Regions from separate parts of the Mus musculus genome. Here region 1 is linked to region 2. Evidence: chromatin contacts called from ENCODE Hi-C or POLR2A ChIA-PET data. All regions are on one chromosome and are shown on one strand. Each heading gives the region's core, a stretch centred on a gene start or an enhancer-like site at or near the end of the contact. The rest is flanking DNA. Distances are from core to core; before and after follow the strand shown.

The links. Hi-C counts contacts between places; a loop is a spot of excess contacts on that map. ChIA-PET counts read pairs that join two places held with the same protein, here RNA polymerase II (POLR2A).
Region 1: a loop to region 2 is called in a map of left cerebral cortex, with 4 times the contacts of the local background. The contact joins the promoter of Klhl3 here to the enhancer-like site in region 2. A Hi-C loop is called at or near these places in 11 of 37 maps with a recorded cell type or tissue (T-helper 2 cell, adrenal gland, heart and 1 more). POLR2A ChIA-PET finds 5 or more read pairs at or near these places in 2 of 5 experiments (both embryonic stem cell).

What each region holds. Positions count from the first base shown.
Region 1 is chr13:58,111,019-58,117,314 of GRCm38, forward strand. It overlaps Klhl3 (kelch-like 3), which reads right to left and starts at 2,629. Exons shown (of 15, transcript NM_001362415.2): 1 at 2,124-2,629. The coding sequence starts at 2,137. Gm33389 (a long non-coding RNA gene) reads left to right here. Exons shown (of 5, transcript XR_003950588.1): 5 at 1,099-1,952. It overlaps Gm52040 (a long non-coding RNA gene), which reads left to right and starts at 2,682. Exons shown (of 3, transcript XR_003950589.1): 1 at 2,682-2,749; 2 at 4,045-4,142; 3 at 4,340-5,785.
Region 2 is chr13:58,063,742-58,069,912 of GRCm38, forward strand. Klhl3 (kelch-like 3) reads right to left here. Exons shown (of 15, transcript NM_001362415.2): 5 at 1-122. Among named protein-coding and RNA genes, the nearest start is that of Gm33389, 4.9 kb to the right of the region's middle. Within about 2 kb of position 4,216, at least 3 of the 3 ENCODE cell types and tissues checked have a DNase peak (open chromatin) inside an H3K27ac peak, as active enhancers do; they include heart and left cerebral cortex, where a contact is called at or near this core.

The DNA of each region.
Region 1 (6,296 bases), core at 1,379-3,878, 46 kb after region 2:
GGTGGCACAGGCCTTTGATCCCCACACTCTGGAGGCAGAGGTAGGCAGATCTCTAGGAGTTCCATAATGGGTCTCAGGACAGCCAGGGCTACAGAGAGACCCCCCATCTCAGCGTCCCCACCCGATCCTCCAAAAAAAGAAGTTTTTATGTAAGAACATCAATGAGGACTGAAAGGACCACGTTTTTCCCGAAACAAAATGGGAATTAAAAAAAAAAATCTGAGAATGGAGGATTTGTGGTGAGAGAGAAGGCGTGTGGGCAGCGTAACTCTTGGTGGGTAGAGCGGGATGCGTCAGAAAGAGAGCCAGGAGGGAGACGGGAGACAAATTGAAGGTGACTTGTTTGGTTGGTTTGTAAGCTGTCCCTAGAACAGGCTAATCTGAGCAGCCTGCTGAATGTTGGAAATTCTCAACTCCTCTAGACAAGAAGCAAATGGGTACTCAGAAGCCGCAGACATCAGCTCCCCTCACAAACCAGTGAAGAAGAGCTCTTCAGTATAGGGACGCTGAGCTGTAGGCAAGACTACTGTCCCCGCAAGCTCAGATGGTGGCAGCCTAGTGCCAGCCACTCATGCAGGCGGACATGGTCCAAAGCCTTACACTTCTTTCCTTGCTCCTTCCCTCTGCCAGCCACCAGGCCATTGAGAAAGAGCAAGGACACTGTCCACCTCTGCCCCAAGGCCTCTAGATGCCCCCGTTGTTCAGGAGAATCCTGTTTTGAAGAGAGCCCAGAAAGAAACTGCAAGGAACGTGGTCTAAAAGGTCCTAGGACCATGGTTCTCAACCTGGGGATCACGACGACCCCTGGGGGGTGTCAAACAACCTTTTCACAGAGGTCGCTTAAGACCATCCCAAAACAGAGATTCCTAACAGTAGCAAAATTATAGTTATGAAGTAACGAAAATAATTCCATGGTTTGGGCGTGAGGGTGGGGGTACCATCACAACATGAGGACGGGTATTAAATGGTCTCAGCGTTAGGAAGGTTGAGAGTCACTGTCCTAGACTCTTCTTGTGAGTGGGACTACAGAACGCACTGGCTTCTTAAGCTTTTCTCAGACAGAGGAGTGAAATGGATCACACCTGTTCTCTCTCACAGGGGCCCGACTCAGGACAAGCTGTGCACACTTTAAAGTAGTCTGCAACCTCACGGGTTTAGAGGAGCCCGTTCCCGTGAAACCAGCAACTCACAACTTAGAGGGGAAGCCTTCTTGCCTCTCCCTGTGATCCTCTCTCCTCAAGGAAAATGGTAAAGCCCGTCCCTCGGTGCCAACCCACGGATGAGGAGGTGGTGGCACGAAGACTTCTGCTCCATAGTCTGCCAAACTTGGCCCTGCACAGAACACCTTCACAATAGGAAGACCAGCTCCTCGGATAAATGAAAACTGTCTGTGCTCCTGCCTGCCGGGAGACAAACCCTGGCCAGCCTGTTCCTGCTCAACCCGAGTACTGAAATGCCTCCAGTTGGTTCCTATTTCATTAAAAGTCCATGAAGGGAGAAACAAGAGCTCCTGGAAGACACAGACCGTGCAGCATCTCTCAAACTTTTTGATACAGGCGAGACGGGTTGTGAGCAAATGTCACCTAACTGGGTTTCTCCCTTACCTACGCCAGTGCAGAAGCCAGTGTCCACCAACATACACACAACAGACCCGGGTTAGGTAGGAAAGCCAGCCACTTGGCATGGTTCTCGAAAATTCAACCACCTCAGTATGAACGAGGCTAGTGCCCTCTCCCAGGTCAGCTCTGCAGTGCCATCAAATCCCCCCACCAAAGACAGACACTGTGAGGACCAGGAACGCCTCCCTGAAAAGGGCAATCCCGGTTCAAGACGGGACTATTCCCAACACAGGCCAGGAAGTTCCGTCTTTCCGTGTGCTCCACTGCCCAGCAAACCCAGATTTCCCTTGGCAAGAGCCGGGTCTCTGGAGCTTTGAGCTCTGGAAGAGGAAGGTTTCCAAAGAGACTTTTCTGCCCTCGCTCTGCTTTGGGGTTCTGCAGTTGCCAGGATCTGCAAACCTGCCTAGCTGGTGCAAACAAATGGTGGTTACACCTTACGCTCGCTCGCTCGCTCGTGTTTTCTTACACATGCATACTGCACTCACCACACTTACACATACGTACCTTTCGCCCTCCATTGTGGGAGGCCCGGCAGGGTTAGTAGTCATCAAACTGTGCATGCACCCGGGAACTGGCGCTGCTCGCTGGGTTCTCCCAGCAGACCCGTGAGGGACCCTGATCAGCAACCGTGATTCAGCATGGCTGCAACTGAGACCTCCTCCCTCCCAATCCTCCTTCCTCTTGACTTACTCGCGGCAGGCTTCTACCGCAAAAGCGACGGTGCTAGAAAATGTCTTACCCAGAGCTCCCTGCAGCCCTTTCAGCTGCTAAAAGCAGCAACCCACTCGCTTCCCCTCCCCCGCAGGCTGGCTTCTCCTCTGTCTCCTAGAAACAGCCACAGCTTCGGCGGCGGCGGCGGCGACCCAAGGGCTGTGCCACCTTTCCAGCTGTTTCCACATCTGCTCAGGCATCCCCAGCCCTAGCGACTAGCCCACCCCACAGTCTCCTGCCTCCTAGGCTGCACTACAGCGGATCAGAGGGATCCTCTCTAACGCTAACAGAGAAAAACTGACCCCTCCTTCTCTCCTCCTCCTCCTAAGCTGTGAGTCTGTGGGCCTGGCCAGATTGCTGGAATGAGGAGGCCCCTCTGTGGCCTGCAATGGAGTTTACCCACCTGGGAAAATTCACTTGTGAGTAACGTCAGCGCTGCCGGATTCCCCCTCCCCGAGCCCACGGTAGTTCTGAGATGCGACATTAAGACAAGTGGGTTGGAATGTGTGGGTGTCACAGAACTGAAATGAATAAGAAGAATTAGACATGGGAGCCAGGGCCAGATGCGTTATGTGCGGAGAGAGGGGGAGGTGCAACTGAAACAAACCCCCAGTATTACAAAATGCCAAAGACCATTGCAGTGATCACCACAAAAACACCACAACAGAACCGCTTTCTAAGGTCTGCCATACTGAACCTTATGCAAGCTGTGGCTCCAACTCAAAACGTCTACTACTGAGCCCCCATCTCCCAGCCAAAGCCCCTGTGCCCTGTAACCTCTAGATGTTGGTCCTACCTGGAATGGCTCCTCTAACCCTGATCCTTGAGTCTTTATGGAAGTGCAGTAAGTCACAGGTCTTCTGAAACCTTCCCCAAATCACACCAGTGACAGCGGGTAGCCTCCAACATAAACTTCAAAGGGTATTGCCCTTATTGCTCACCTCCCCCTAACTGAGTGTCCGGGGGAGTTTGTTTTTTTGGTTTTTTTGTTTGTTTGTTGTTTTTGTTTTTTTTTTTAAGATTTATTTATTTATTATATGTAAGTACACTGTAGCTGTCTTCAGACACACCAGAAGAGGGAGTCAGATCTCGTTGAGGATGGTTGTGAGCCACCATGTGGTTGCTGGGATTTGAACTCAGGACCTTCGGAAGAGCAGTCGGGTGCTCTTACCTGCTGAGCCATCTCACCAGCCCTGTTTTTTGTTTTTTAACATGCCTTGTTTCTCGAGCTTAAAGACAATCTTGTGGAAAGCCGACCGGAAGCTAAGTTTGTGTCTTCTAGAACTAACCAGGGCTTAGAGATAATTGGGTCCATTAGTGGTGAAAATTTTCTCAGAAGCTTCCCCAATCAGGAAAGGAAAAGCCAGAAACGAGTACCCATCCATCCCTGCTTTAGGACTCCTCACCAACCAATACACCCGGCCTCTCTGGAGGCTCAGAGCAGCACTGGCTGAGTGGGCTTCTGCTGGGTAGCCTATGACCTCACACTCAATCCTTCATTCCCAGGACACTCTCTAAAGTCTCTGTCAATTCTACTAATTGCGAGTTTACAAAAGTTGCAAAGGTCCCGCTTTCCTTCTTGGTATGCCCTAGCCATCTGCCTAGTGGTGCCACTTTCCTGGACTCTCGCGTCTGTGGGAACCTCAGGAGGATATAAAGTGCACGTGTTGCTTGTACAGTTCGGGCCCGCTAAGTTTCTTCAGTTGTTTCGCAGAGTTCAAGCCATCAAGCTAAAGGAGGAACACAGGTCTAGACGCAGCAGGTGTCGATAACTTGGACGTGACAGAACACTCTGACCCCGAACCAGCTGAGGTGTGAGTCTCAAGGTTTATCTCCCCAGACACACCAGTGTCCCCTTAGCTGGGACCACAACCCAGAGTCGTTCTCCATCCGAGAAGAGCACTCACACCCAGCAGCTCCGTGTCTTCGCTTGTTCACAGTCAACCCCTCCTCTCTCTCTCCCGCCTCTTCCCTCCCTCCCTCTAATCAGCTTCGTGCTTCTGTTCCAGATATTTCCTCTGGACATCAGTCATGGGGACCACAAGAGGCTGAGCATCGCAAATAAGGAAGTGGAATCCCAGAATCCGTGCCAGAGTGCAGGCAGGTCACTGGGGTAGGCAGGCGGCTGGGTGAGTCACAGGAGGGATATAAAACTGACTTCCCTTTGTGGGTGCCTTCATTCACGTCTTCGCCAGACAGGAAAGGGGGGAGGAAAAATCTCTGAGAAGGAAATCCTTAAGGACGGAATATACTCACGCTTCAAAATGAATGACTAGAGCCAACATAAAGCCTCAGGTGGTCCCCTTGCAATCTACCTTTGCCATACGTGACAAACCAGATGTCAGCCAGATGTGTCGGATCACACCCACTCGTCACACCACCCATTCTCCATGAGGCGGAAGGGAGATGGCCATCCAGGAAAACCATCCACCAGAACTAAGGGTAGCAGAGCCAATGGCCCTTCTCTATGCTACTGGAATATTTTTCTGGTCTCTGCTACATTTAACATCTCCTACCTGTTATCCAAGCATACTGTGGGCCAAAGTCTGACCTGTTCAGTATAGGCTAGTGCTCCTGACTGTACTTCTGTCCCAAGAGGGGCTGCTTGGGGTTCTAGTGGACAGACGCAAAAGGACCAAAGTGGTTCCTGCCTGGAGGAAAGTCCCCATCCTTGACCTGTTCTGAATCTATGTCAAAGCCCGCTCCCCACTCCGCAGGTTCTTCCCAATGCCTTGAGCGACCTCCACAGTTAGCCCAAGTGCACCTGGTGAGCCCAGATCTCCATCCCAAAGTGACTCATCCGGTCATCCATGCCAAATTTGTTCCGAATCCTCCAGCTCTTACTTGGCTTGAGAAGAACCAGGGTTAGAAAGAAAAACATTTTCAGTCTGGATTTGGTCAACAAAGCTCTCAGCACTGGTACTTCATCCGGAGACACTTGGGCCGACGGTGCATTCCCATAACTTTCCTTTCTCTTCTTTTCTGGCTTTTCCCTCCAAGTTTCCAATGCTTTGCATTCTTACATCTGCAGGCACCCTAACAGCACCGTGTCTCGAAGCACACTGTGTATCTGAACCATTTACTTAGCTGGTTAAAGGTGTAAGCGTCAGAGGATCTAAAGCACTCGGCAGGCAAAGGCAGGTGGATCTCTGTGGGTTCGAGGCCAGCCTGGTCTACAGAGCACATTCCAGAACAGCTGGGGCTACACAGAAAAACCCTGTCTCAGAAGAGAGAGACAGAGAAAATATTCCTTATCTTGATGGTTTGGGGTGCCAGAGAGATGGCTCTGTGGTTAGAAGCATGCATTGCTCTTGCCAAGAACCTGAATTTGGTTCCCTGGCGCCCAACTCATGTAGCCACAACCACCTGTGACTCCAGCTCCCAGTGACCTGCATTCAACCATGCACATATGCAAATACACATACACACATAACTAAAAAAATAAAACCTTTTAAAAAGGAATTATTGTGTTGTAAAAACATCTAGAAGTGGAAATTCTGCATAATTTATATATTAAAAAGAATACTGGGTAGTAGGGTTCTACCTAACACCTATGACATCAGAGCCCAGAAGGAGGAATTTCAATAAGCCCCATGGGTGACTGGAATACACAGCTAGATGAGAAAACCAAATAGACTTTAGGATCCTATCAGGGCACGGTGCAGGTGTTCTTACCAGAACCATGACGTCATTTTCCCTTCTACATGAAGAGATTAATATCAGTAGCTACCTCCAAGAGTCCTAGGCTTAAAGATGAGAGTGAAGCATGAAGCAGAGACTGACTGTTCTTCCAGAGGTCCTGAGTTCCTGAGTTTCCAGCCTAGGAAAAGCATTAGTTAACAGCCACTAGTTGTTAACTAGTCCCATAGTCGTCTTTATCTTCTTCAGGGCTATTAATATTAAACATCTGTAACCCATTGATCAACATGGAACAATATTCAGCAGGGGAGGGCATTGTGTGGAGTC
Region 2 (6,171 bases), core at 2,966-5,465:
TGCACATCTGCAAAAGCTCGGATGCCCAGGCAGTTGGTGGGATGCAGCTGAGACTGCAGGAAATCACAGCAGTTCTGTCGCACATCCATGAGCTGCAGCAAGCTGGCTGCTGGAAGCAGCACCTGTGAGCGAGAGAGAGAGAGAGAGAGAGAGAGAGAGAGAGAGAGAGAGAGAGAGAGTAACCCTCTGAGACACCCGCTCCCACAGCAGGAGCACCCCCCTCCCCCAAAATCACTGTCCCTTCATGCTTCTGTGACCTTACACTCAAGATTTGCTCATGACTCTCCACTGCCCTCTCACTGAGTCCAAACTTCCCAGCCTGCTTTGCCCTTGGAGCCCCGCCCACAAGGGGAGTCTCAGTATCATTCCAACCTGTAAACCTTTCCAGGGTTGTCTCCATCGCAGGACCTTAGTAAAATTCAGGTTTAGGTTCCACAGGCCTGAAAGCCCACTCATTGTCTAAGAACTCGAGTGACCTTGTACATGCTGGACCTTGTACATGAACTACACCCAGTGAGATCCAGTGTGTGCACACGTGCAACACAAGTATCATGCATATACAGCACACACAGAAGCTCTAAATACTTGGCCACATACTGGCATCACCCAGAGAACTACACATCCTGAGGGATACAGGCTACTGCATGCCCTTTCTTTTGAGATTAAACCCTGTATCTTGGAGGAAAGCTTATGAAGACAGGGGGTGTCTGCAGGGAGGTAGAACAAGAGTGTGTTCTCAGGAGAGGTGAAACATTCCATCCTTCGGGGAAGCTCTCAAGCTAAGGAGAAAAAAACAAAAAACAAAAAAACAAAAACCTTTACAGCTTCAGAAAGTCCCTGAAACTGATCAGATCTACTAGGCCCTCCCTCACTACATTTGCATAAGCAGTGAGGACTGGGGAGAGACACTCTTGGGCAAGTTGAGCTTCCTGCAAAGTACTCCCTGTGACTTATTGAGCTGCCTGTAAATCGTTCAGGGAGCTCCTGGTTCCAGCTTTCTTGAGCTGCCACCCATGATGGGGTGGGCTTCGGTGATACAGCTGTCTTTGAGTCATTTTTGCTCCTGTGAGTGACCCCAATAAAACGTACTGGTTTTACCAAATTAAACTTTGGGGACATCTGTTCTTTGGTCTTTCGTCGGTTCCCTATCTGGGGGAAATAAATGTTTACATCTCCCCAGAAATAGTGTCACACAGCAGGTGTGACCTGGTGTGGAGTGATATTTAAGGTTCCCTCACATGCCTCTTTAGCAAGCTGACTCTGGGACCCACTGCCCTGAAGACTTTAGTGTGCTATTCTCACTTAGAAGGCTCTTGCTGAGTCGCTCACTACCTAACTGCTACGTGTCTGTGTGCCAGACCCTGGCTAAGGTTCTAAGATCCAATAGTAAGCAAAAGAAACCACGTCTTGTTTTTATGGTGTTTCATCTGACTGAAAGAAGAGAGTCACCCCAGCCAGTATGCACTTGGGTGGCCCTCCTTCCCAACAGGTTAAAAAGCGAAGGAGTCCTCTGAGTGCATGCTCAAAGAGGAGAGCTAAGTTCTCTTTGGAAAAGTCACAGGACACTTATTCTGCATCATGGAAAACAGAATAGTTCTTGCTTGGGTGTGTGCGCACATGTTTTTTCCTAAGAACCAGGGGAAACTGGCTTGAGCAAGCCTGCTGGGCACTCACTACCAACCCTTGCCAAGCTTCCCACAGCTGCCCAGCCTGCCCTCTAGATCATAAAAACAAGACAAACGCCCTGCCCCACTGGGCTCCGCTGTCCCTCTCACTGTGTGAGAGGCAGCAGCCAGGATATCTTACCAAAAAAGAAACTTGAGCGAAAACCACCCACTCGGCACCAGCTCCTTGTAGTGATTCCCTGGTCCTCTGTCCTTCCTCCCAGCTGCCCCACCCCACCCCAGTTCTCAGGGAGAGAGGCTAAGCCAGACCAACTCCAGCTGTTACCATCTATAATGGCTTGCCCCAGGAAGAAGAGGCTGCAGGCATGAACGTTTTTGTTCTTTTTAATTGGGGAATAATGCGTGCCTTTTTTTGTTTTTAATAATTTAAATGCTGGGTGCTGATCTTCTCCCAAAACATCTCTGAGCCCTCCGTATAGACTTCCATCGCCTCTGTGTGCTAAGGCCTAAAGCCGATCCCTGGACAAGGATCATGCCTGGTCCTTGTCCTTCCACAGGGGGTAACCAACTATCCTAGTCTGACAGCACCGAGGGACACCCCAGAGCTTCCAGTGCTGTAGGACAGTGTGCCCTGTTCCTCCTCCTTGCCCAAATGCATCCACTTCTGCCACCAAGAACTCCACTGTGCATCACACTAAGCCAGGTGTCCACAGGGAAGGCTTTGCCTGTCTAACAGCTTCTACTTCTCCCTGGAAAGGCCGCTCCCCTCCTCCCACCCCACACGCTGCCTCCCTCTTGCCGTGTCCCCAGCAAAACTGAGTTAACACAATGTCCTTGGTCTTTTCTGGCCCACTGATTCATTTCTGAAGAAGAGAGAGATAAAAATCGACTTAGCCTCGGAGTTGTAAAACTGTAGGCGAACCCAAGGAGAGCCCAAATCTGGCCGCCCGAGCTCCATCCCCGCCAGGCAGCCTCCACCCAACTCCGCAGCCATAAACCTGGAAACTCAATTAACCTGTGGGCCACTCGGCCTGGCCATACAGATCCCAAGACCAGATTAGTCCCTGCCAGCCAGAGAGGTGGAGATCCATTTGCCACTCTCGCTGGGTACACGCTAGGAGTGGAAGGCTCCACACAATGTGACCCCGCAGAGCCTCTGACCAATCATCCCGTATTGTCTGACCCTGATAGTTTTAGACAAGTTCAGAGGGTCCCCTTCAGTTCTAGGCAACCTGGAACATTTATTTATGCTAGCATAGGGCGGCGGGGGAGGGGTTTCTCTTGCCAGTAACTCTCTGGATGGTTGAGATTCCTGCCTATACCCAGGCTGCGTTCCCTGCCAAGCCCCAGCAAGACCATGCCGGAGACACACCCTCCCTTCCTTCCCTCGGGAAAGACAGCACAGTTCAGGGCTTCAGTTTTCAAGCTCATGACAGCCAGCTTGAGAAGTACAATAACAAATTATTTCCTGAACGCGTGCCTTAGGTTACAATCTAACTTAACACTTGTGTGGGCAGACTACCCACACAGCTTCCAAGTTCCCTACTGTAGCTCACAAAACTCACTTAGCACACAAGAGCTAATGAGAGTGTCCACTCCCACCCTGGCTTTGCTTGGCCCCTCCTACCTGACAGTAGCCCCTCCTACCTGACAGTAGCCCCTCCTACCTGAGAGCTCCCCGGACCTGGTTTCCCACAATGAACCGGGCTGTGATCTAATGGCTAAAGGCCCTTTTCTGCCCTCTGTAGCTTCATTCTGGACAGGAAGAAGATTGGAGGAGGCCATGACATTAAAGGAAAGGATGGGAAGACCAGGAGATAAGCCACCTTTCATGCTCTGTTGCTCCGGGATAGACTGAGGCGCTATCAGATAGGGCCATACACACAAACCCAACTTCCCAGGGGAAGGTAACAGGTCGGTCCCATCCTCCACATCAGCAGGACTTGGGGGCATTTCCTCTTCTCTACTTCCTGAGCCCAGCTCCATGCTTTGAATACACTGTGAGGGTAGAGAGAGCCATAGCATGGATGCTGGCCGCTGAAGGAAGGAGGAGTTAGCAGGAACTACCCATCGGCATGGAAAATTACCCTGGGTCTAAAGCAACCAGCTTGCCTTTCAGCCCCTCTTTCCTAAAGCAGCCGGGAATGGCCCACAGCAAGGAGTTTACAGGTCCCCTAGGCTTGTAAATAGCCAGCCTTCCACTTCTGCTGTGCCGGGCCTGTCTTGTTTGTTCTCTCCCTATATCACAAGAAAGCACAGCAGAGGATATCCGTCGCAGGCTTTGCTTCCTTTTGCAAAAACAAGAGGAAATGCCCTGCCTCAGAAAACACCTCGTCCTGGAACTCTATTGGGGGAGGGGGGAGCGCCCGCCAGAGTGCCAGGTGAAGGGCGACCAGAGAGACCAGAAGTGCTTATTAGAGCCTTCTGCGGGGTGGGGAGGACTAAAGAGTACAAGCAAAGTGCAGGTGACCAGGCAGTGGGCAGCAGGCGATCAAAGCGTCACTTTCAGTGTTCCCATTTGCTGGCCATGTGACCGAGGACAATGACCTTAGCTCTGTGAGCTTCGAGCTCAACAGTACAGTGGGCGTGGTCACGGTGGTGGCTAGGGAGAGAGCCAAGCTGGGGATGCGTCTATAGGAGTGAGCACTGCCATTAGCACTGGCAGTTTTGATTATAATTGACCGCTAGGGGCAGAAACCTAGGCTCAGGTCATTCGCTTAAGAAATGAGTTCAGGGCTCGAGAGATGGCTCCGCGGTTAAGAGCACCAACTGCTCTTCCAGAGGTCCTGAGTTCAATTCCCAGCAACCACATGGTGGCTCACAACCCTCTGTAATGGGATCTAATGCCCTCTTTTGGTGTCTCTGAAGAGAGCAATGGTGTACTCATATACATAAATAAATAAATCTTAAAAAAAAAAAAAAAAGTTCAGCCCAGCCTCTTGTAACTAACTCGGGTTAGTCAGAGTGAGCCGGGTTCAGGTCCCCACTCCTCTTGTGCTGCCCTGTGTTACTCAGCTTTCTAAGCCTGTTTGAACATCATACATGCAAAAGCATGCGCCTAGGAAGGGGTGAGATTTAACTCTCAGGGACAGTCTCAGTAGGCCCCTCAGGGGACTCCCAGCCTGGGTTAGGGGGATGGGCACAAAGACAGAAGGCAAGCCAGACCAGCCCCTCTCCTCCAGAGTCTGGCCCAAACATTTCCTGAGTGTGGTCTGCGCCCCTTCTCCTCCCATCAGGCAGTAGTGACTACTTCCTCCTGGATACCTCCACCAGACCCTCCATCTGTCTCTGCCTACAGAGCAGCTGTTCCTTGGGGAAGCAGCCTGTCACAGCAACTTCTCTGCGGATGCCATCATTGGCCGGCGCAGAGTAATAGTTCGAGAAGAAAAGTGCTGAATGCCTGTCCAAATGTGGAACAAGATGAGTTTCCATGCAGCTCAGCACACGGGAGGGACAGCCTGTGGCCCTGTGCCTTCTAGATCTAGCTTTTACATCCCTTGATCCTCAACAGATAGTCCAAAGGTCCCTCTCCTCCGAAGAATAGCTGGTGCCTAGTCCAGGCCTCTGTCCACACCAAGCATTCTGGGCATATCCCAGGAGCCAGGAGGTATGTAAAGAATGCTCCCCCCTAGGAGAATTGCCAGCCACCTGTAGATCAGATGGGGTTTGCCCCGCCCCCTTCACCATGGCTCCTACTCCCCACCCGGCTACCTGACCACCTGTCCTCAGTCCCCAACAGCATCAACGCCTTCTACGTACATGTCATACGTATACGTATGACGGCATCACCCTGTTTAGGTAATACTGTGCACCAGGTGCCAGGCCCTGCTCTAAGGCCATGTCAGTATGTGCACCCCTCACACCAGCCCTGTCAAAGTAAACCCTGTTGTCACAACAACCACATCTAGAGAGATCACCTGACTCGCTTTGGTATCACAGCCAGATAATGAGGGGAGCCAGGGTTTGAGCAGGGGCAGTTTATGAATACCTATGTAGGACCTCTGCTGGATGGAGAAGACTGAACTTGCAGCAGGGTATCAGGGAAGTGGAAAGACCCCAGCAGATGGGGGAAGGCACAGGGCAAGCACTCAGAGTCAAGGGCTTCTCCTCAGACAGAACCAGGGGCCATGCTGAAGGCAGCCCAGGGCTGTCTCCTCACTAATCCCTCTAAACTGCTCTAGCCCCTCCTTCTCCCTGCCCCCCCACACACAAATTCGTTTTTTTTTTAAAGTAATGACGTCACTTTCTATAGAGCTCTCTGGTATCTGCTGTCACCACCTTGAAATAATGCATTTTGTAAGACAGAAAGATCAGCACAGGGTTAGGCCAGAGGTGTAAAAAATTACCTTTTTATTGAAAGATACCTATTATTTTTATTTATTAATTAATGCCTTAATTTCTTAATACCTTAACAATAAATTATTATGTATTACTGTTATATTGCTCCTAACATCTTATCCCTGTCAGGAAGTAAGGACCAAAACCTTTCTAATTATCCAAATTACACATTTTAGCCTGGCGGCACACACCTTTAGTGTCAGTACTC